Regions from separate parts of the Homo sapiens genome. Here region 1 is linked to region 2. A link is a loop called in an ENCODE intact Hi-C map of the cell type or tissue named here. Cell type or tissue: mammary epithelial cell. All regions are shown on one strand. Each heading gives the region's core, and the rest is flanking DNA. Links, peaks and the distances in the headings are about the cores only.

Region 1 (10,187 bases), core at 1,289-9,288, 440 kb after region 2:
CCTTTTGATACTTTAAACCAAGCTTGTCCAACCTGTGGCCTGCAGGCCACATGTGGCCCTGGACAGCTTTGAATGCGGCCCAACACAAATTAGTAAACTGTCTTAAAACATTATGAGATTTTTTTTTTGTATGATTTTTTGTTGTTGTTGTTAGCTAATCGCTATCATTAGTGTTAGTATATTTTATGTATGGCCCAAGACAATTTTTCTTCCAGTATGGTCCCGGGAAGCCAGAAGATTGGATACCCCTGCTTTAAACCTACCATGATAATTGGATACTGTGAGATTTTTATGTGTAAAATGTAGTCCAGATGGATAGCATTTGAATTCCCAGGATACATAGCAGTAATTTTTTTGTTTTTCATAGCAGTAAATTTTTTGGTGTTTTTGAACAAACTCGAAGTCTATTATTCACTGCGGAGTACCAAGTAGGATTCTCTCATTAGCAGATAAGAGAAAGCAAAATATTGTGTCTTTACAGGAGAAAACTATGTATTCAATTAAGATAGGGTGACAAAACCCAAGTGTGAAACCTACTAGTGGGGACTGGCAGAAAGATACCCTATTTAAACAGTGTTCTGTCCTTACGTAACGTTATTCTCTAATTGGCATCTCTTAGAAAATGGCTGGATTTGGCCCACTTAGTTAAGTAGGTCCAGGAGGGGCAGAGACTTGGAGTTTATTCATTTTGGGAGGAAGCCCAGAATAGTCAATAGAACTAAAGGTATGACGATAGTGTTAGGTGCATGTCCTGTAATGTAGTTGGAATCCTAAAAACTGGGATAAGTTTGAGGTGTAGGGGTTACCCGATTACAATTTATCCCTGGTTTTTGTCTTCATTGTCTGCATTGCTGTTAGGTTTTCTGAAGCCTTGTCTTCTCTAGTTTAAATTGGAGCAGGAATTATTCTTTGATAAAAGGCAGTAGTACCTCAGCTAACTTTCTCACTCAGAATATATTTAGTCAACAGATAACTGTTGACACATACTAAATACAAGTTCATTACATACTTTTGGAGGATATAAAGATAAATCAGGCAGAGTTTATTCTTTTCTCATGTAATGGGGGTGGAGGCGATGGACCATCATTTAATGGTTGAGAACTGGGGTTCTGCAGTCAGACCCAAGCTGGTTCAGACCCTGGTGTTGCAATGTACCAGATGTATAGCCTTGGAAAAAGCTACTCAATCTCTACTAAACCTTCCAAGGCTATATATCTAGTGCATGTCAACACCAGGATATGTATAATAGTACCTATGTCATAAGGATGGCTGGAGGCCTATGAGATAATGGTTGTAAAGGGTTTAGAAGACTCCCCAGAGCATAGTGAGCCCTCTCTGAACACTGACAACACACACAAATGAACAGAGGTGCTTTATGGACCCAGGGGGTTCTGGCTTTGCTGATGTCCAGTGTTAGAGGTATGGCTTGGGGAGTTACCTATATTGGAAGCAATCACTCAGACTGTATGTCACTGGATGACTTGCCAGAGGCAAACAAGAAACAACATGGCAGACACAGAACCTTATTTTTTTATCCACAAAAGTGGACTGTATTTTTCTGTTTGCTTTGATGTTTTGTTTGTATTACTTTGTTTTTTGTTTTTGTTTTTGAGACTGAGTCTCGCTCTGTCGCACAGGCTGGAGTGCAGTGGTGTGATCTTGGCTCGTTGCAACCTCCACTTCCCGGGTTCAAGCGATTCTCCTGCCTCAGTCCCCCTAGTAGCTGGGATTACACACACTGCCACCGTGCCCGGCTAATTTTTGGAGATGGGGTTTCACCACATTGGCTAGGATGGTCTCGAATTGTTGACCTCAAGTGATCCGCCCGCCTCAGCCTCCCAAAGTGCTGGGACGCCTGGCCTGTTTGTATTACTTTGTGGTAACTCTGCCATTAGGGGAGTTGAATCAGACTCATCTGATATGAAGATGACTTAATCATTAATTATTTTAGTACACAATTATTGAGTCTGTTTTTGCACCCATTATGGGTTCCAGCACTAGATCTAGTTTATTAGCACTGAAAGTAAATTAAAGACTAAGCCATATTGGTGGTTGGCTCACAGACTTAGGAGTTTGGCTGGCTGTTAAGGATCGGAGTCTGTAATATTAGAAAGTTTTCAGGCAAAATGAAAGAAACAACCAGATAATAATTTGGTAAATAATAAAGGAGTGGTGAAGTTGGATTTCCTTAGCTGACTCTTTTGCTCAGACATTGTGGTCTCAACTTACTTATCTCTAAATATTTAAATAGATTACTGACTGGCCTGGGATGTGGTTTGTTCTTTAAAAAAAAATGTTATGTAATATTTGACCCATACAAAAGGTTATATAATTCTGTACAATTAATAGGACGTTATTAACACACTGAAGCTACCGTGTGAGGAGGTGCCTCACTCATGTACTGCATTATTATAGCTTGCTAAACATACCTTGGTTAATAAGGAACTATTTCTTGAATGTCACTTCCTTGTCTCCTGCCACGCATCTGGTGGTGGGCCCGGAGCCCTTGTTGACCAATAGGCTCAATATTTGTGAGGGAGACCTGGACAGCAGAGTAGAGGTGTGTTAGGACACGCTGGGCCCTGCCAGCATTTGTGTCTGTCACCTCTAACCACGAAGAGGATAATGACTTGAGAGAGCAGTGCCTGCTGCTGCAGCTCCTCCTTCCCAATCTCAAGTGAATACCTCTTGAATTCCTCTAGCTGTAGCCTAGAATCATGTATAGAAAAGGATTCTGGGAAATGTAGTTCCCCTTAACCAAATGCTAACAGTACAAACTGCAGTTGTGCAGTTAAGTATGTGTTTGTACTTATTTGTTATACTGGAAACAGGAGAGATATTTGTAATTATTTCTGCTTAAAAGATATCAGAATAGTTATTTACTATTCAGGTATCAGATTTGTTTAAAAATGACATTTAACTTGATTATATCATTATTTTCTTTTCCATTAAACCCTAACAATTTTTAAAGCCATGAAATAACTTAAAAAACAGAAGTAATTTAATCTTACCCTCTCCTTTGGAAAGAAAATATTCCTTTTTTAAAGTGAAAGCAAGTTTCAAAAAAAGAAAAGGAATAAAGAACGGCTACTCCATAGGCAGAGCAGCGGCCTGGTCTGCTTGACTGAGTATCCTTGCAGTTATTTCTGGATTATATGCTAAACAAGGGGTGGATTATTCATGAGTTTTCCAGGAAAGGGGTGGAGATTTCCCGGAACTGAGAGTTCCTCCCCTTTTTAGACCATATAGGGTAACTTCCGGACATTGCCTTGGGATTTGTAAACTGTCATGGCGCTGGCAGGAGCGCCTTTTAGCATGCTAATATATTATAATTAGTGTATAATGAGCAGCGGGGACGACCAGAGGTCTCTTTCATTGCCATCTTGGTTTTGGTGAGTTTTGGCCGGCTTCTTTATGGCATCCTGTGTTATCAGCAGGGTCTTTGTGACCTGTATCCTGTGCCGACCTCCTATCTCATCCTGTGACTAAGAAAATATTCTTTTAATTTGACAAATCAAGTTGGATCTCATTGTGCTAAAAAAGGTTTTTAAAAATATTATCCAATACAGTGCCATCTAGTGACAAATCATTTACTTGCTGGTTATTGAAAATAGTTGACTACAAGTTTTATGTCCTGATAAGTCAGGAACTTCACTTCTAATTGTGCAAATTCTTAAGACATATTTTAAGCGACTATTTCTAAATAAATAAAATATTTGTAAATAGAGAGCTGGAAAATATTTTCTAACCCTCAGGTTTTATACATATGTATCACAATGTGTCTTATTTAATGCCACGTGGACCCAGGAGTAAAATCAAAATCAGTGTTTTGTCTAATAAGGTGGTAATAGGATTATTTTAGAAATGTGATGTAAAGGAATGAGCATGGCTTTAAAATCAAACAGACATGAGTTTGTCTATTTGGACTTATTTTTCTTATGACTTAGCAGGTAATTACTACCTGCTTGGAAGTGCACCAAGCACTATATAGGTACTGCCTCATTACATATTCACAAAACTCTATAGGTATTTTACAAATGAGGAAACCGGCCAGGCACGGTGGCTCACGCCTGTAATCCCAGCACTTTGGGAGGCCGAGGCGGGGGAATCACGAGGTCTGGAGATCCAGACCATCCTGGCTAACACAGTGAAACCCCGTCTCTACTAAAAATACAAAAAAAAAAAAAAAAAAATTAGCCGGGTGTGGTGGCGGGCGCCTGTAGTCCCAGCTACTTGGGAGGCTGAGGCAGGAGAATGGCGTGAACCCGGGAGGCGGAGCTTGCAGTGAGCCGAGATCGCGCCACTGCACTGCAGCCTGGGCGACAGAGCAAGACTCCGTCTCAAAAAAACCAAAAAAAAAAAAAAAAAAATGCGGAAACCAAGGCAGGGCAAGGAAGTGTTATGGTGCTTACTTCATTGTTTTTTGTTGTTGTTGTTTTTTGGTTTTTTTTTGTATAGAGATGTAGTCTCACTCTGTCACCCAGGCTGGAGTGCAATGGCGTGATCTCGGCTCACTGCAACCTTCGCCTCCTGGGTTCAAGCGATTCTCATGCCTCAGCCTCCCGAGTAGCTGGGAACACAGGTGCCCGCTACTGTGCCCGGCTGATTTTTTTATTTTTATTATAGACAGGGTTTCACCATGTTGGCCAGGCTAGTCTCAAACTCCTGACCTCAAGTGATTCGCCCACCTTGGCCTCCCAAAGTGCTGAGATACCTCATTGTATTTTATTGTGTGTGTTTATGTGTTTCTGTAATAAAAGAGTGCCCCTTAACAGAGAAGGTCTTACTCAAGAATATTGTGTTTTTCCCTGCCCCTATTATAGACTGGTATGTCTGCAATTCAACTGCTGAATATTTGATTTTTTTCTTTGTCCATGAAATGAAAACACAATACCCTTGACAAGAACAATAGTACATTACATTGTTTTGATAAAATATCATTGTTTTCTCTATATTCAAGAGTGGAAAATATATGTAATTTTTTATAAAGGGTATTATACAGTGGCACAAGCACTAAACTAAGCAACTCTGGGTTCTAGTCTCTACTTGGCCACTTTTAAACTAGTGTTAATTTAACTCTAAAGTTGTACATGCACACAACCCGCATATTCCAAGAGCTTGTTAGGTACAAGGCTTGTTACAAAGACCAGCAGTCTCCCCGCTGTCACTCCTGCCCCATCCCTTGCTCTCTGAGCTCAACTCTTAGAGCGGATTGTTCTGCTTGTTTACCTCCAGCTCTCTAAACAGGCATTGCTCTATCCTCTTCTTACTTTTTCAGTGTTAGGCATTACCTTTGACCTCTCATGATAAAGGAGAATTTATCTTTTTTTTTTTTTTTTTTTTTTTTGAGATGGAGTCTTGCTCTGTACCCCAGGCTGGAGTGCAGTGGCGCCATCTCGGCTCACTGCAAGCTCCGCCTTCCAGGTTCATGCCATTCTCCTACGTCAGCCTCCCGAGTAGCTGAGATTACAGGTGCCCGCCACCGCGCCGGCTAATTTTTTTTGTATTTTTAGTAGAGACGGGGTTTCACCGTGTTAGCCAGGACGGTCTCGATCCCCTGACCTCGTGATCTGCCCGCCTCGGCCTCCCAAAGTGCTGGGATTACAGGCGTGAGGCACCGCCCCGGCCAGGAGAATTTATCTTATGCACCCCCACCCCATGTGCATAGCCCTTTTCTTTTCATTATAATTACATTTTGAATAATTCAGCATTTACATTGTTAGGACTTTGAAAACATTATTCCCAGCTGAGTTATATAATCTATGGTTGCCTTTTCTTTCCAGCACAACTTTTTGTTTTCCCTGGTGTTAATAATTCTTTTCTTTTCTTTTTTTTTTTTTTTTTTTTTTTGGAGGAGGGCTTTGTTTGTTTGCTTAGATTTTATGTACTTTTCCCGTGTTCATCCCTAAACTCTTCCCCCGGTGTAATCTACTTGTGTCGAAAGTGTTAGGGTGCTCTGAAACAGCGTTGTCAGCCTGCAGGCAGCCATCCTCTCTGGCTGTGTTGTCTTTTCTCGAGTTAGCTGGAACTCTCTGCTGCCTCCCAGAGGGACGGTGAGACTTAGAGTCTGGCTGAACGTGAAGCCCTATTTGTTTGTGACTAAGACTGCTTGTCAGCAAGAACTGTCAAGAATGAGTCTTCTGACAGGCAGAAGCACTAATTAGCTTTTACCGTGACCAGTCATGAAGAAGCAGAGTAGGTAAGTAAAGGTGCCAGGGGTGAAATGAAGACCACATGGTATATAAGATATGTGCAAACAATAGTTAAAACAGAAAGAATTGTTTTTCTTTCTTTCTTTTTTTAAAAATACCTTTTTAAAAATAATGGAGATGGGTGGGGGGGGGGGTTGGGAGGAGGGTCTTGCTATGTTCCCCACGCTGGTCTCGAACTCCTAGCCCCAAGCGATCCTCTCACTTCAGCCTCCCAAAGTGCTGCGATTATAGGCATGAGCCACTGCACCCAGCTGAGAAGGAATCTGTGAATTGCTTCTCATTGATTGTTACAGGAAATGATGTTGGAGACATGAATGATCTAATTAATGACTCTTAGCTTTGTATATATTTTGTTTACCTCAATCATAGATTTGGTCTGGTTGTGAATCATGTCTAAGATGTTACTTTTGGGGTCGTCATTATTACATACATGGGAGAAAAACTAGAGGGCAGAAGGAGTCTCTACTATTTTCATTAATAGAACAATTTGCTACAGAACTGTTTTAAGTATTAAATACACAAAAGCTGCCATTCTAGATAGCTAGCAGTAGGAGGCCACAGAGATCATGATTCTGGTGGAATCAGATTGAGTCCTGCAGATTTCCTATTGGAATTGGAAAAGAAACCAAGGGTAAGTAGTCTAGTTGAAATGCTGTAAACCCTTCTTAAAATTCAGGATCAGATAAACTAGATTAAAAATGCCATCCTGTTTTTCATAATGCAGTAACAAATGAATCTAAAATGTGCAACACCACTTTCTTATATGCTTGTGACATTCTTAGTAAATAAAACAAGCAGAGTAGGTATACTGATGTATAACCACCACTTTTTTCCATTGCACTTCTGATTTTTAGTTCTTGAGTCCCCAGTCCAGGCCCTGATTACTTTATGTCCAGATGACTTTCATAGCCTTCTAATGACGCTTTATATCTTGTACTCCTCCACTTCATTCTATGTATTGAAAGCAAGAGTTTTCATCAGAAATGGTTTCGTCACACGTGTCCTATGATAAGCAACCTTTAGTAGTCTCCTGTCAAATAGTATTTCAAGTCCAAGCCTCTCCATTCATTCATTCACTCATTCATTCTAGACATACATATCGGGTGCCTTTACCTGGGCTAAACCTTGGCTCTCAAGACAGACACTCGGGTATGCCCCCAAGAGCTTTATATTTGCATGTGCATTTTCTCAGTGTTCTGCAGTCTCTGTTACGGCTGAGTAAACTTACCTTGTCTCCCCTAAATTTTTACCTTTGTGCCTTTAAACATAAAGCAGCGTCTGTCATTTTATAATTCTCTTCTTTCAGAACTGCCTCTGGTTATTAAAAACCTGATCTACCTCTATTACTCTATGATCTTTCAGCTTTGTGTTATTTAATTTACACCATATTAATTTCATTTATTTCTAGTTTTTCTCTATTAAAATTCTATGTGTGTGCTGTTGCTTAAGTACAAGGTGGTCTTTTATTTCTTTACATTTCCTGTTAATGCCAAATAGCGTAAATTCCTTCTAAACAAAGGAAATATTACTTTAATGACTACAGCACATCCCATGGGTCGCTTTCCCTGTAACCTTCCAGTGCCCTCTTCTTTTCTAGCAGAACCTCCACTTTGCTTAAGAATCCACTCTTCTCTGTATACCCATATGCTCTGGGGAAGCTAGGCTCAGGCCCCAGTCACAGCCCACGGCTGTCAGGAAGGTTCTGTTCTTGCCAGTTGATAGGTTTGAGCATGAACATGTGACCCAGTTCTGTCCCTTGAGACATAAAGAGAAGCCTGGTGGAGGCTTCCAGAAAGGTTTGCCATCCTGGTGAAAAAGAGTTGGATGAGAAGTTCTGCCCACTGTGGGCCAAGCTCCAGCTGTCTTGCAGCCATGAAGGGAGCTAGCCCAAGCATCATCGCCACATGGAGCGGGGCAGAAAGACAGCTGGGGCGGGGGCCTTACTGCATTGCTGAGCCATCCTTTGTTGGGATTTCTTGTTATGTGAAGATAGTGAGGCTTTGTCGGCTTGGGATTTTCTCTTATTTTCAGACAAAGGCGTCTGGCTAACTCTTCACCATCAGCTCTCAGTTTAGATTTCCCTGATCTCTGACAACATCTCCTGCCATGCGTTTACCACACCACGTAGTAATAGATTATTTGCTTCTCAGGACCACAATTGACTGTAAACTCTATATGAGAGCAGGAACTTCACCTTGATCACTGTTATGAGATGTGCCTACAAACCAGCATAGTACCTGGGGACTGATAAGTTTTGAACACCTATATTTATTCATGTTATCCTGAAAGTAGATGCAGAGTTTCTGGGGCAGGGACAAATTATGATTATTATAGCAATAACCTAGGACAACAGACTTGAGTTTATAACCCCTGGAAGATTTCCACAGTCCTGGTTTCATCATCCTTCTGAAATGTAAACACATAGCTCAGGGGAGGTAAGTCCCTCACTATCTGTTCAGTCATCTTTTAAGTTTTAAGGTTGTCCTTTAACACAAGTCCTAGTAAAATTTTCCCAGTTCTAATTGTGCAGAAGTATAAAGACACTCACTTCCTCACACTGACAGAGTAGGTGCTCAATAAACTATTTGTTGAATATTTAACAAATTTAAAGAATAAATCTAATTTAAATCTAATTTAGTGGTGTCAACTGGGTCAGGGATTGTGGGCTTTTGTGGGGGGTGGGGAGAAGCATATGAGAATCATCTGGGGGGCATTTTAAATCAACAGGATACTTCTCACCTGCCAGTTCCGACATCTCCTATTACTGTCATATTCCTTAGGGTTTTTAGGTTTGTTTTTGTGGCCAAAAGGATGAGAACTTGGATATAGCCCACACTATGTTTGAGCCTTTCTTATGAAAGTTAGGAATGGAACCATTTGTGTTGACACCTGGTCCCAAGGCTGCTATCTCAATGTTCACATTCATTCCACCTGAGTCTTCTGTTTTGTGTTTCCTTGTACGGATTTGGTAGAATATTTATTAAAGGATGTTTCTTTTTTTTAATTAATAGCTTGCCTTTTTTTTCACAGAGGGTTTGAGGCAACTTTACCACACAAATACATAAAATGAAATAGCATATAAACAGAAAATCAGAACTGAGAAAAAAGGTTGCACATGTGTTGATTTTAATTCAGATTTGCTTCATGTTTTTATTGATGCCTAGTGCAAAATGACAAATAGCATCAATTATGTTAATAATTTTTAACATTTTTATTTAAGCCACATCCCTGTGTTGTAATCTATGAGACCTCTTCTGAAAAGAGTTCACACACACACACACACACACACACACACACACACAGACACTGTCTCTCAATTTTGCTATAATGTCTGTCCCTGGCACATCATGGAAACTTGTTATTAGAGAAGGTGAAACATACTCATTTCTTAGGAGGAAAAAAATATTCTTGGTATTAAGTTCTAAAAAATTTATTTCTTTAATAAAATATTCTAGACATATAGAAAAATAGACTAAGCTATCAAATACCATCAGTTTTGTAATATTTGCTTTAGATTTAAAAAAAAATAGAGACGAAATAGAGACCTCTTATTTAGCTCTTTTTGATTCTATTCTGCTCTTTTCCTCTACAGTAGAAACCACTATCCTGAGTTTAGTGTTTAACATTTCCAAACATATTTTATACTTTTACTACCTTTGTTTACATTTGCATCATTTTATATATATTTTATTTTATTTTATTTTATTTTATTGAGACAGGGTCTTACTCTGTCACCCGGGCTGGAGTGCAGTGGCATGATCTCGGCTCGCTGCAGTCTCCATCTCCCAGGTGCAAGCGATTCTCCTGCCTCAGCCTCCCGAGTAGTTGGGATTACAGGCATGCGCCACCACATCCAGCTAATTTTTGTATTTTTAGTAGAGACAGGGTTTCGCCATGTGGCTGGTCTCGAACTCCTAATCTCAAGTGATCCTCCCGCCTCAGCCTCCAAAGTGCTGGGATTATAAGCGTGAGCCA
Region 2 (10,187 bases), core at 775-8,774:
TAGCTTAACCATCATCGCAGAGATGCCTTTCTTTCCCTCATTCGACATGGTCCCTCCCCGCTCGTCTCTGCATCATTTCCTTCCTCACTTCCTCCGTGTAGTAAGCAGATTTGACGGCTGCTCTGTCCAGGTGGTTAGTCTCTGCCTCCCCACCAGAGTGTTAGCTTCTTGAGGGTACGACTCTCTGTGTCGTGTTCACCATTGTGTCTCCATTGCCTGACACAGATCCTATTTCCTCAAGAAATGACAGGTGAAGCCACCATGCTGCATGCAGTCCGGGCACTCGGCCTTTCTTTCTTGGCACAGCTCACCTAGTACTGAAATAGTAATTTGTGTAATTTCAGTTTATCATCAGTTTCTCCTAGATATAACTTCCATGAGAACAGGGCCCATGTCTTTTTTGCTTAAGCTCAGAACAGGGCCAGGGCAGTTCAGGAAGCATTAGTCTGTGGAATTTTCTGTGGGCCACGTGCCTGGGAGCTGGGGAGGAGGAGACAGAGGTGTTCCTGGCAGCTGGTTCTGGGGTAGCATATTGAGAAACTTAAAGGGGATGTGTGTGGGGCTGGACGGGGAGGGCAGGGCATGCATGACAGCCTCCACGTGTGGTGGGCCTCATTGGCCTGGGCTCGCCTTCAGCAGAATTTTGCTTTTCTGACCCTGCTGCACTCCAAGCTGCCCTCTTAGAGGTTTCATGCCAGGCGTGGTGGCTCACGCCTGTAATCCCAGCTCTGAGGGAGGCAGAGGCGGGAGGATAGCTTGAGCCCAGGAGTTCAAGACCTGCCTGGGCAATATAGCAAGACCCCATTCTCCACAAAAAGGAAGAAGAAAAAAAAAAGACAGAAAAAAGAGGTTTCTTGAACCTCCGAAAATTCTGGATTCACCAAAGACCCAGGCCTTTAGCAAGGCAGACAGCAGGGCTGCGAGCAAGGCCTCTGAATCCTGGGGAAGAGCTGGAGAAGCGTGGTGAGGAAGCCTCCCAGCCCTAACTCCATTCTCTGTTATCTTTACAAACAGCAACCCAGACTACTACGGACTCATCTAACAAAACAGCACCGACTCCAGCATCCAGTGTCACCATCATGGCTACAGATACAGCCCAGCAGAGCACAGTCCCCACTTCCAAGGCCAACGAAATCTTGGCCTCGGTCAAGGCGACCACCCTTGGTGTATCCAGTGACTCACCGGGGACTACAACCCTGGCTCAGCAAGTCTCAGGCCCAGTCAACACTACCGTGGCTAGAGGAGGCGGCTCAGGCAACCCTACTACCACCATCGAGAGCCCCAAGAGCACAAAAAGTGCAGACACCACTACAGTTGCAACCTCCACAGCCACAGCTAAACCTAACACCACAAGCAGCCAGAATGGAGCAGAAGATACAACAAACTCTGGGGGGAAAAGCAGCCACAGTGTGACCACAGACCTCACATCCACTAAGGCAGAACATCTGACGACCCCTCACCCTACAAGTCCACTTAGCCCCCGACAACCCACTTCGACGCATCCTGTGGCCACCCCAACAAGCTCGGGACATGACCATCTTATGAAAATTTCAAGCAGTTCAAGCACTGTGGCTATCCCTGGCTACACCTTCACAAGCCCGGGGATGACCACCACCCTACGTAAGTAATGCCTGGTTTTCTTCAAGCACCAAGAAACTTTTCAGGGCCAGGCGTGATGGCTCTGAAAAGGCTCATGCCTTGTAATCCCAGCACTTTGGGAGGCCGAGACAGGTGGATCACCTGAGGTCAGGAGTTCGAGACCAGCCTGGCCAACATGGCGAAACCCTGTCTCTACTAAAAATACAAACATTAGCTGGGTATGGTGGCAGGCGCCTGTAATCCCAGCTACTCAGGAGGCTGAGGCAGGAGAATTGCTTGAACCTGAGAGGGGAATAGTTTCTATTTCATACCTATTTATTTATTTATTTATTTATTTTTGAGATGGAGTCTCGCTCTGTCACCCAGGCTGGAGTGCGGTGGCATGATCTCTGCTCACTGCAACCTCCACCTCCGGGTTCAAGCAATTCTCCTGCCTCAGCCTCCCGAGTAGCTGGGACTACAGGTGTGCACCAGCACACCAGCTAATTTTTTTTTTTTTTTTTTTTTTTTTTTCAAGTAGAGACAGTGTTTCACCATGTCAGCCAGGCTGGTCTTGAACTCCTGACCTCGGGTGATCTGCCCACCTTGGCCTCCCAAAGTGCTGGGATTACAGGTATGAGCCACCATGCCCGGCCGATACCTGTTTACTTACTTACTTACTTATTATTTATAAGAGCTTGTCTTAACCTAGTAAATCAATTTCAAAATCTACCTATGGATCAAGAGCCTTAGGATCATGGCCCATCTCAGACCTGTGGACCCAGAGTTTCTGAGCGCTCCTGGTGATGTTGCTGCATATCAGAGGCATATGGTCTGAAGTCAGCAGGCCACCGCTCCACAGGAGGGTGCCACACAGTAGGAGTGCGGGCTCCGGCTGAGATAATCCTGGCTTCGAATCCCTGCCCTGCCATTGTTGGCACAGGAACTCGGGCAAATCACTGAGCCCCTCGGAGCCTCAGTTTCCTTGTTTATGAAATAGGGATGATGCCGATTCCTTCCCCAGAGGATTGTGAGGATTCAGTAGGAAAGTACCTTTGAGGCACCCAGTCCCTTGCACAAAGTTAAGTGCTCAGTGAACGTTTGCTGCGGCTGCTGTGACTTTGCCGGGTTATTCCACTGGCTTGTCATAGGAGTCCACTTCTTCCGTCTCTGTGGGAGGTAAGACCAAAGAACCTGGGAAAACTATTAGAGCAAGAAAAGATTGTCCTCTTCTCGCAAGGGTGCACTCATCTTTTCTCATTACCCTCGTTTTCCCAATGACAGCGTCATCGGTTATCTCGCAAAGAACTCAACAGACCTCCAGTCAGATGCCAGCCAGCTCTACGGCCCCTTCCTCCCAGGAGACAGTGCAGCCCACGAGCCCGGCAACGGCATTGAGAACACCTACCCTGCCAGAGACCATGAGCTCCAGCCCCACAGCAGCATCAACTACCCACCGATACCCCAAAACACCTTCTCCCACTGTGGCTCATGAGAGTAACTGGGTAACTCCAGCAGGGGTGGGGCAAGTAGGAGAACCCAGACTCGGGTAGAAGAGGCTTTAAGACAAGGTTTTCTGTTCTTTCCTCCAACGCAGGGCCCCTGGCTGGGGCTTTGAGCAGCACTTACCCATTCCCTCCTCCCTCTCCCTGGTTAGCCTGGTCCTGGCTTGAGCTGCCCTCAAGCCACGCAGCCAGGACATACCTGGCTCTGGAATGGGTCCAGCCATGCCTCCAGCTTGCCGTGAACTCTTTCCTATCTGGGTCACCCCTTAGTTGGGGGGAAATGTCAAAGATTCCATGACTATTAGCCCAAACCTTAATCTCAGTGGCTTCTTCCAGGCAAAGTGTGAGGATCTTGAGACACAGACACAGAGTGAGAAGCAGCTCGTCCTGAACCTCACAGGAAACACCCTCTGTGTGAGTAGCTTGCTGATCTGAGCCGCCAGGTGCAGGCTCACAGCAGGGCTGAGGGAGGGAGAGGGAATGTATGTTCTTTCTAGGTGCATTTTTAAACATCTTTCTAAGGTGCATTTGCTTTCCGGCCCTCATTTCTTCCTAGTAGGAAGTGGTCCTTTCCCATCTTACAGAGCAACAGACCAAGGTTTAAGACTTCTCTAAGTCAGGACACACCCACAGGACTGGACCCCCCCCTCCCACCCCCCGGTTTCCTCGGCTTTCACTGTGTGACTATTTCCAGTATGCTGAGTTGAGGGACCCTGATCCTAGTTCCTGTTTGCCCCTAGCTCTGGGAGTGACTTTGGTGAGTTGATCTCTTTGGGTTTCAGATGTCTCAATTGAAAATGAGAGGTGAGGCCAGGTGTGGTGGCTTACACCTGTAATCCCAACACTTTGAGAAGCTGAGGCAGGAAGTTTGCTTGAGGCCAGAAGTTCAAGACCAGCCTGGGAAACATAGGAAGACCCTGTTTTTACAGAAAGAAAAGAAAAGCAAGAGAAAATGAGAGGTGTAGTCTGTCTGCTTTAATCGTCTGTGGCTTCACATTTCCTGGTCTGTGGACTATCTGAGAGCCTTGATGGACGAACAGTGCTGGGAGATTCTCCCTCTAACCTGAGGAGCTGATGGGATGGGTGGGAGAGAAAAGGGCCCAGGAATGCAGGAGCCACTGCCAGCATTTCTCCAGTCTGGGTGGTGAGCGTGCGTGTGAGCACACCTGTGTGAGGGAGGTAGCAGTGTGTGAGCAGCCTTCAGGCCACCGGTCTCCATGGGTCCAAAGGCTTTGGTCTGGGGAGTGTGCGCTGTGCACACTCAGTAAATAACTGCCGAGCGCGGCGGGTGCTGGAGATGGCTGGCTCACTGCTGCCCTCTCCCGGTCAGTGCCGGTTTTTTGCAGCCACCCCCTAGGAACTAGAACTAGAACAGACCTGAACACGGTGTCTATAGATAGGATGGAGAATTTGGGCTTACAACACTTTAATGCTGCCTGAATTTTCTGCAGTTGTTTTCTTTTGGGTGTCCATTATGCCGGCATTTTCCAAGTGAACTTTACAAAAGCCTACATCTAGACCAGAGTTTTAAAAGGGAGCAGTGCTCTCCTAGGGCTGGGCTTATTGGACAAGGCAGGCATTGCATGATATGGGCTCTGGGGACAGTCAGGTGCCCGCCCAGCCCTTCCTCAGACCCTCTTTTTGGATGTAGCTTGGTAGGCTGTGTGATTGTTGTGAGACACTTTTTTTTTTTTTCCCTTTGCTAGAAAAGGAAGATGGAAAACCCTGGATCCCTTCCTGATGTCAGGGTGGGGAATTACTAAGCCTAAGGAAATTCTGGTAGAAACCTTAGGGGTGGTTTGTATGGGTTCTGTGCTAAGCTATCCCTAGAGTCCTTTTCTTTGTCTTAGTCATTTATTCCAGAATCAGGTCAGAGAAGCCCCAGGGAGGGGTGCCCCTAGATGGCATGGCAGGACTGGATACATGCTGCCCACACTTCTCCCCTCATCCTCAGCTCTAAAGCCACGTCAGCCACAATCTTTGTTCTTAGAGCTAAATAAGACCCCCTCCAAGATATCCTAGGGGTAGCTTCAAGATCCCACCTGTTCCCCTACTCAGTGGAGCCCCTTCCCTGTCAGCCTGTCCGTGGCTTCAGAGCCAGAGGCTCTGCCTAGGGCAAGGGCACATGTATTTCAGCTTTGGGGGTAGAGACCCTTCTGCTGAGAGCTGCAGCCTCCCCACCTGATTTCTCCGAACTGGGCATGAAAGGCTGGTGAATGGGAGTTTAGGGGGAATTGGAGTCTCCCTGCGGGCTGTGGGGTAGGGTTGCTGTGCAGTGCCCCCTCTCTAGCCCGTTCTAGGGAGGGAGATGAAAACAACCCCCAATCCGCAAACAGCTTGGAGGGAAAAAAGAGGCACTAGGGTGAAAGGAATGAAAGGTGCAAGCGTAGACCAGATAAACACAGTGCGGAGAACGGGCTGATGGGAACGAGACAGAGGAGGCAGGAACTGGCCCAGGAGAACAGCATGCAACCCTTGATTCCTGGCAGGCCTGCGTGGAGCACCAGCTGGGGCTAGAGAGGGAGGCAGGTTCTAGCACAGCAACAGCACTGTCCCGACCTTAGCTGGGAGGGCAGCCCCACAGGCCTAGGCTGCTGTCACGCTCCCCGCGGAGTCACCTGCGCTCTCCCCACCATAGGCAGGGGGCGCTTCGGATGAGAAATTGATCTCACTGATATGCCGAGCAGTCAAAGCCACCTTCAACCCGGCCCAAGATAAGTGCGGCATACGGCTGGCATCTGTTCCAGGAAGTCAGACCGTGGTCGTCAAAGAAATCACTATTCACAGTGAGTGGAGGGCAAGGGGGCCTGGGCTGGGGCCTGCATGGGTGGGAATGGGGGGCATGCAGAAGCCACATTGGAGGGTGGGTCACAGTGGTGCCCCTTCAGTTCCCTAAGAACTGTCAAGCCACACCCCCTCCCAGGTCACCCGAGAGACACTCAGGAGACTGAGATACGGTGCGTCCCTCTCTTGGGGCGCAGTCCCCGTCCCCCACTGCCTCGCTCTGGGCTGGGCCATTGGGCATCGTCTCCCTCTCCCACAGCTAAGCTCCCTGCCAAGGATGTGTACGAGCGGCTGAAGGACAAATGGGATGAACTAAAGGAGGTAAGCGGCCCCCCAAGTGTGGGGACAGAGTGGCTCCGAAGCCCCTTGTGGGAGGTCTGGTTACTCCCCTCTCTCTGTGGGGAGGAACCCCGTCATGTGCCTGCATGTAGAAGAGGGCGGCGGCACGGACCCTAGCAGACTGCAAGCGGAGGGGCTCTACAGTGAAGCCGGGGGCTGAGGGAGAGAGGATGCCCCCAGCCTGTTCTCTGCCACTTCCCATGCAGGCAGGGGTCAGTGACATGAAGCTAGGGGACCAGGGGCCACCGGAGGAGGCCGAGGACCGCTTCAGCATGCCCCTCATCATCACCATCGTCTGCATGGCATCATTCCTGCTCCTCGTGGCGGCCCTCTATGGCTGCTGCCACCAGCGCCTCTCCCAGAGGAAGGACCAGGTAAGCAGCTGTTTGCAGCCACACAGGGGAAGCAGCCCAGGTCACCAGAGGAACCCTCCCCTCGTGATTCCCGAGTTGCAGAAGAGGAAAGGGAGCAGGCCCTGGACCCTTTCTAACAGGCAGAGGCCACCCCTGATAGGCAGCCGCCTCAGTCCACAGAGCATTACAGAGGCAGCGTGGCAGAGGACAGAGCGTGGGCTTTGGAGTCGGGAAGACTTATTTATTTTTTATTTTATTATTATTATTTTTTTCAGACAGGGTCTTGCTCTGTCACCCAGGCTGGTGTCACCCACTGCAACCTCAAGTGATTCTTGTGCCTCAGCCTCCCCAGTAGCTGGGATTACAGGTGCCCACCACCACGCCCGCCTAATTTTTGTATTTTTACTAGAGATGGGGTTTCGCCATGTTGGCCAGGCTAGTCTCGAACTCCTGACCTCAAGCAATCCGCCTGCCTCAGCCTCCCAAAGTGCTGGGATTACAGGTGTGAGTCACCACGCCTGGACTGGAGTCAGGGAGACTTGGTTAGTCCTGGCCCTGACCTTGAGGAAGTCAGTCAGATGAGCTCTTTGGGCATCAGGTTCCTCATCTGCACAGCAGGGATAACCTCCTTGCAGAGCTGGTCTGAGGATTCATTGATAGAAGCAGGCCTAGGTGTTCTGTCTAACCAAAAATTCTTCTGCCTACCTTACTAGAATTCTCGCCATGATGGTGCCACCCAGACCCTGTGGTTCTCACTCCTGCCTGCACACCGTGGGGAACTTTAGAAAAATTCCCTTGCCTGACTGCCTCCCACACCAATTCAAACAATCTCTGAGTCCATCAGTGTAGTTGTTAAAAGCTCCCCAGGTGATTCTAGCATACACTCAAGGTTGTGTTTGAGAGGGACAGAAAGCGCCTCTGCCAGATGGCTGCTGTCTGCCGCAGGGATGATTCTAGAGACACCGTACCCATCCTGCCCAGGCTTGAGGGCTCAGTCACCCAGCCCGAGAGAGGTCATTTTTTAATAGTGTTTTTCCCATTCATTATGATAGGTGAGGTAGGTGCCTGGAGAGGAGGTTTTGGGGGAAGGGATGAAGGGGAGGAGAGAGCTTAGAGGACTCTGGAGAACAAAGTCCATCTCCACTAACTTCACAGGTTCTGCCACCAGGGTGAGGGTGAGGGGCAAGTCTTTGTTCCCAACTAGTTCCGGGCAGGCTGAGAGCCAGAATGACCACCAGGAGCAGCCAGCCCCACAGGCGAGCAATGAGGGCCTGCTTTAGCTACAGTGGGGCTCCTGAGTGGGAGGGGTACGTACATGCGCTGTATTAAGCTCAGAGCCCTCTGAAACCCCCTTCTCACCGGTCACCTTCCCCACTCTAGCAGCGGCTAACAGAGGAGCTGCAGACAGTGGAGAATGGTTACCATGACAACCCAACACTGGAAGTGATGGAGACCTCTTCTGAGATGCAGGAGAAGAAGGTGGTCAGCCTCAACGGGGAGCTGGGGGACAGCTGGATCGTCCCTCTGGACAACCTGACCAAGGACGACCTGGATGAGGAGGAAGACACACACCTCTAGTCCGGTCTGCCGGTGGCCTCCAGCAGCACCACAGAGCTCCAGACCAACCACCCCAAGTGCCGTTTGGATGGGGAAGGGAAAGACTGGGGAGGGAGAGTGAACTCCGAGGGGTGTCCCCTCCCAATCCCCCCAGGGCCTTAATTTTTCCCTTTTCAACCTGAACAAATCACATTCTGTCCAGATTCCTCTTGTAAAATAACCCACTAGTGCCTGAGCTCAGTGCTGCTGGATGATGAGGGAGATCAAGAAAAAGCCACGTAAGGGACTTTATAGATGAACTAGTGGAATCCCTTCATTCTGCAGTGAGATTGCCGAGACCTGAAGAGGGTAAGTGACTTGCCCAAGGTCAGAGCCACTTGGTGACAGAGCCAGGATGAGAACAAAGATTCCATTTGCACCATGCCACACTGCTGTGTTCACATGTGCCTTCCGTCCAGAGCAGTCCCGGGCAGGGGTGAAACTCCAGCAGGTGGCTGGGCTGGAAAGGAGGGCAGGGCTACATCCTGGCTCGGTGGGATCTGACGACCTGAAAGTCCAGCTCCCAAGTTTTCCTTCTCCTACCCCAGCCTCGTGTACCCATCTTCCCACCCTCTATGTTCTTACCCCTCCCTACACTCAGTGTTTGTTCCCACTTACTCTGTCCTGGGGCCTCTGGGATTAGCACAGGTTATTCATAACCTTGAACCCCTTGTTCTGGATTCGGATTTTCTCACATTTGCTTCGTGAGATGGGGGCTTAACCCACACAGGTCTCCGTGCGTGAACCAGGTCTGCTTAGGGGACCTGCGTGCAGGTGAGGAGAGAAGGGGACACTCGAGTCCAGGCTGGTATCTCAGGGCAGCTGATGAGGGGTCAGCAGGAACACTGGCCCATTGCCCCTGGCACTCCTTGCAGAGGCCACCCACGATCTTCTTTGGGCTTCCATTTCCACCAGGGACTAAAATCTGCTGTAGCTAGTGAGAGCAGCGTGTTCCTTTTGTTGTTCACTGCTCAGCTGATGGGAGTGATTCCCTGAGACCCAGTATGAAAGAGCAGTGGCTGCAGGAGAGGCCTTCCCGGGGCCCCCCATCAGCGATGTGTCTTCAGAGACAATCCATTAAAGCAGCCAGGAAGGACAGGCTTTCCCCTGTATATCATAGGAAACTCAGGGACATTTCAAGTTGCTGAGAGTTTTGTTATAGTTGTTTTCTAACCCAGCCCTCCACTGCCAAAGGCCAAAAGCTCAGACAGTTGGCAGACGTCCAGTTAGCTCATCTCACTCACTCTGATTCTCCTGTGCCACAGGAAAAGAGGGCCTGGAAAGCGCAGTGCATGCTGGGTGCATGAAGGGCAGCCTGGGGGACAGACTGTTGTGGGAACGTCCCACTGTCCTGGCCTGGAGCTAGGCCTTGCTGTTCCTCTTCTCTGTGAGCCTAGTGGGGCTGCTGCGGTTCTCTTGCAGTTTCTGGTGGCATCTCAGGGGAACACAAAGCTATGTCTATTCCCCAATATAGGACTTTTATGGGCTCGGCAGTTAGCTGCCATGTAGAAGGCTCCTAAGCAGTGGGCATGGTGAGGTTTCATCTGATTGAGAAGGGGGAATCCTGTGTGGAATGTTGAACTTTCGCCATGGTCTCCATCGTTCTGGGCGTAAATTCCCTGGGATCAAGTAGGAAAATGGGCAGAACTGCTTAGGGGAATGAAATTGCCATTTTTCGGGTGAAACGCCACACCTCCAGGGTCTTAAGAGTCAGGCTCCGGCTGTAGTAGCTCTGATGAAATAGGCTATCCACTCGGGATGGCTTACTTTTTAAAAGGGTAGGGGGAGGGGCTGGGGAAGATCTGTCCTGCACCATCTGCCTAATTCCTTCCTCACAGTCTGTAGCCATCTGATATCCTAGGGGAAAAGGAAGGCCAGGGGTTCACATAGGGCCCCAGCGAGTTTCCCAGGAGTTAGAGGGATGCGAGGCTAACAAGTTCCAAAAACATCTGCCCCGATGCTCTAGTGTTTGGAGGTGGGCAGGATGGAGAACAGTGCCTGTTTGGGGGAAAACAGGAAATCTTGTTAGGCT

What was found. Hi-C counts contacts between places; a loop is a spot of excess contacts. Peaks named below come from ENCODE experiments on the same cell type or tissue, not always from the same donor. Only the 100,000 strongest peaks of a DNase experiment are listed, where the experiment ranks them.
Region 1: a loop joins it to region 2, with 15 times the contacts of the local background. A loop is called at or near these places in 10 of 110 quality-filtered maps.

What each region holds. Positions count from the first base shown.
Region 1 is chr7:131,065,262-131,075,448 of GRCh38, reverse strand. All of the region lies in intron 2 of LINC-PINT (long intergenic non-protein coding RNA, p53 induced transcript), which reads left to right. Among named protein-coding and RNA genes, the nearest start is that of LINC-PINT, 40 kb to the left of the region's middle. RefSeq lists cis regulatory regions at 1,632, 2,468, 5,396, 8,251, 8,888 and 1 more and enhancers at 1,560-1,704, 2,396-2,540, 5,324-5,468, 8,179-8,323, 8,816-8,960 and 1 more. In mammary epithelial cell, for the core only: CTCF peaks have their summits at 3,568 (motif pointing left), 6,042 and 6,777; DNase peaks (open chromatin) are centred at 3,258 and 6,048.
Region 2 is chr7:131,502,261-131,512,447 of GRCh38, reverse strand. PODXL (podocalyxin like) reads left to right here. Exons shown (of 9, transcript NM_001018111.3): 2 at 1,015-1,620; 3 at 2,117-2,212; 4 at 2,863-3,083; 5 at 3,420-3,497; 6 at 5,722-5,869; 7 at 6,127-6,188; 8 at 6,413-6,580; 9 at 7,940-10,187. The coding sequence ends at 8,137. Among named protein-coding and RNA genes, the nearest start is that of PODXL, 49 kb to the left of the region's middle. RefSeq lists a silencer at 4,275-4,334 and an enhancer at 5,875-6,789. In mammary epithelial cell, for the core only: a CTCF peak has its summit at 4,402 (motif pointing left); no DNase peak of the experiment used is centred there.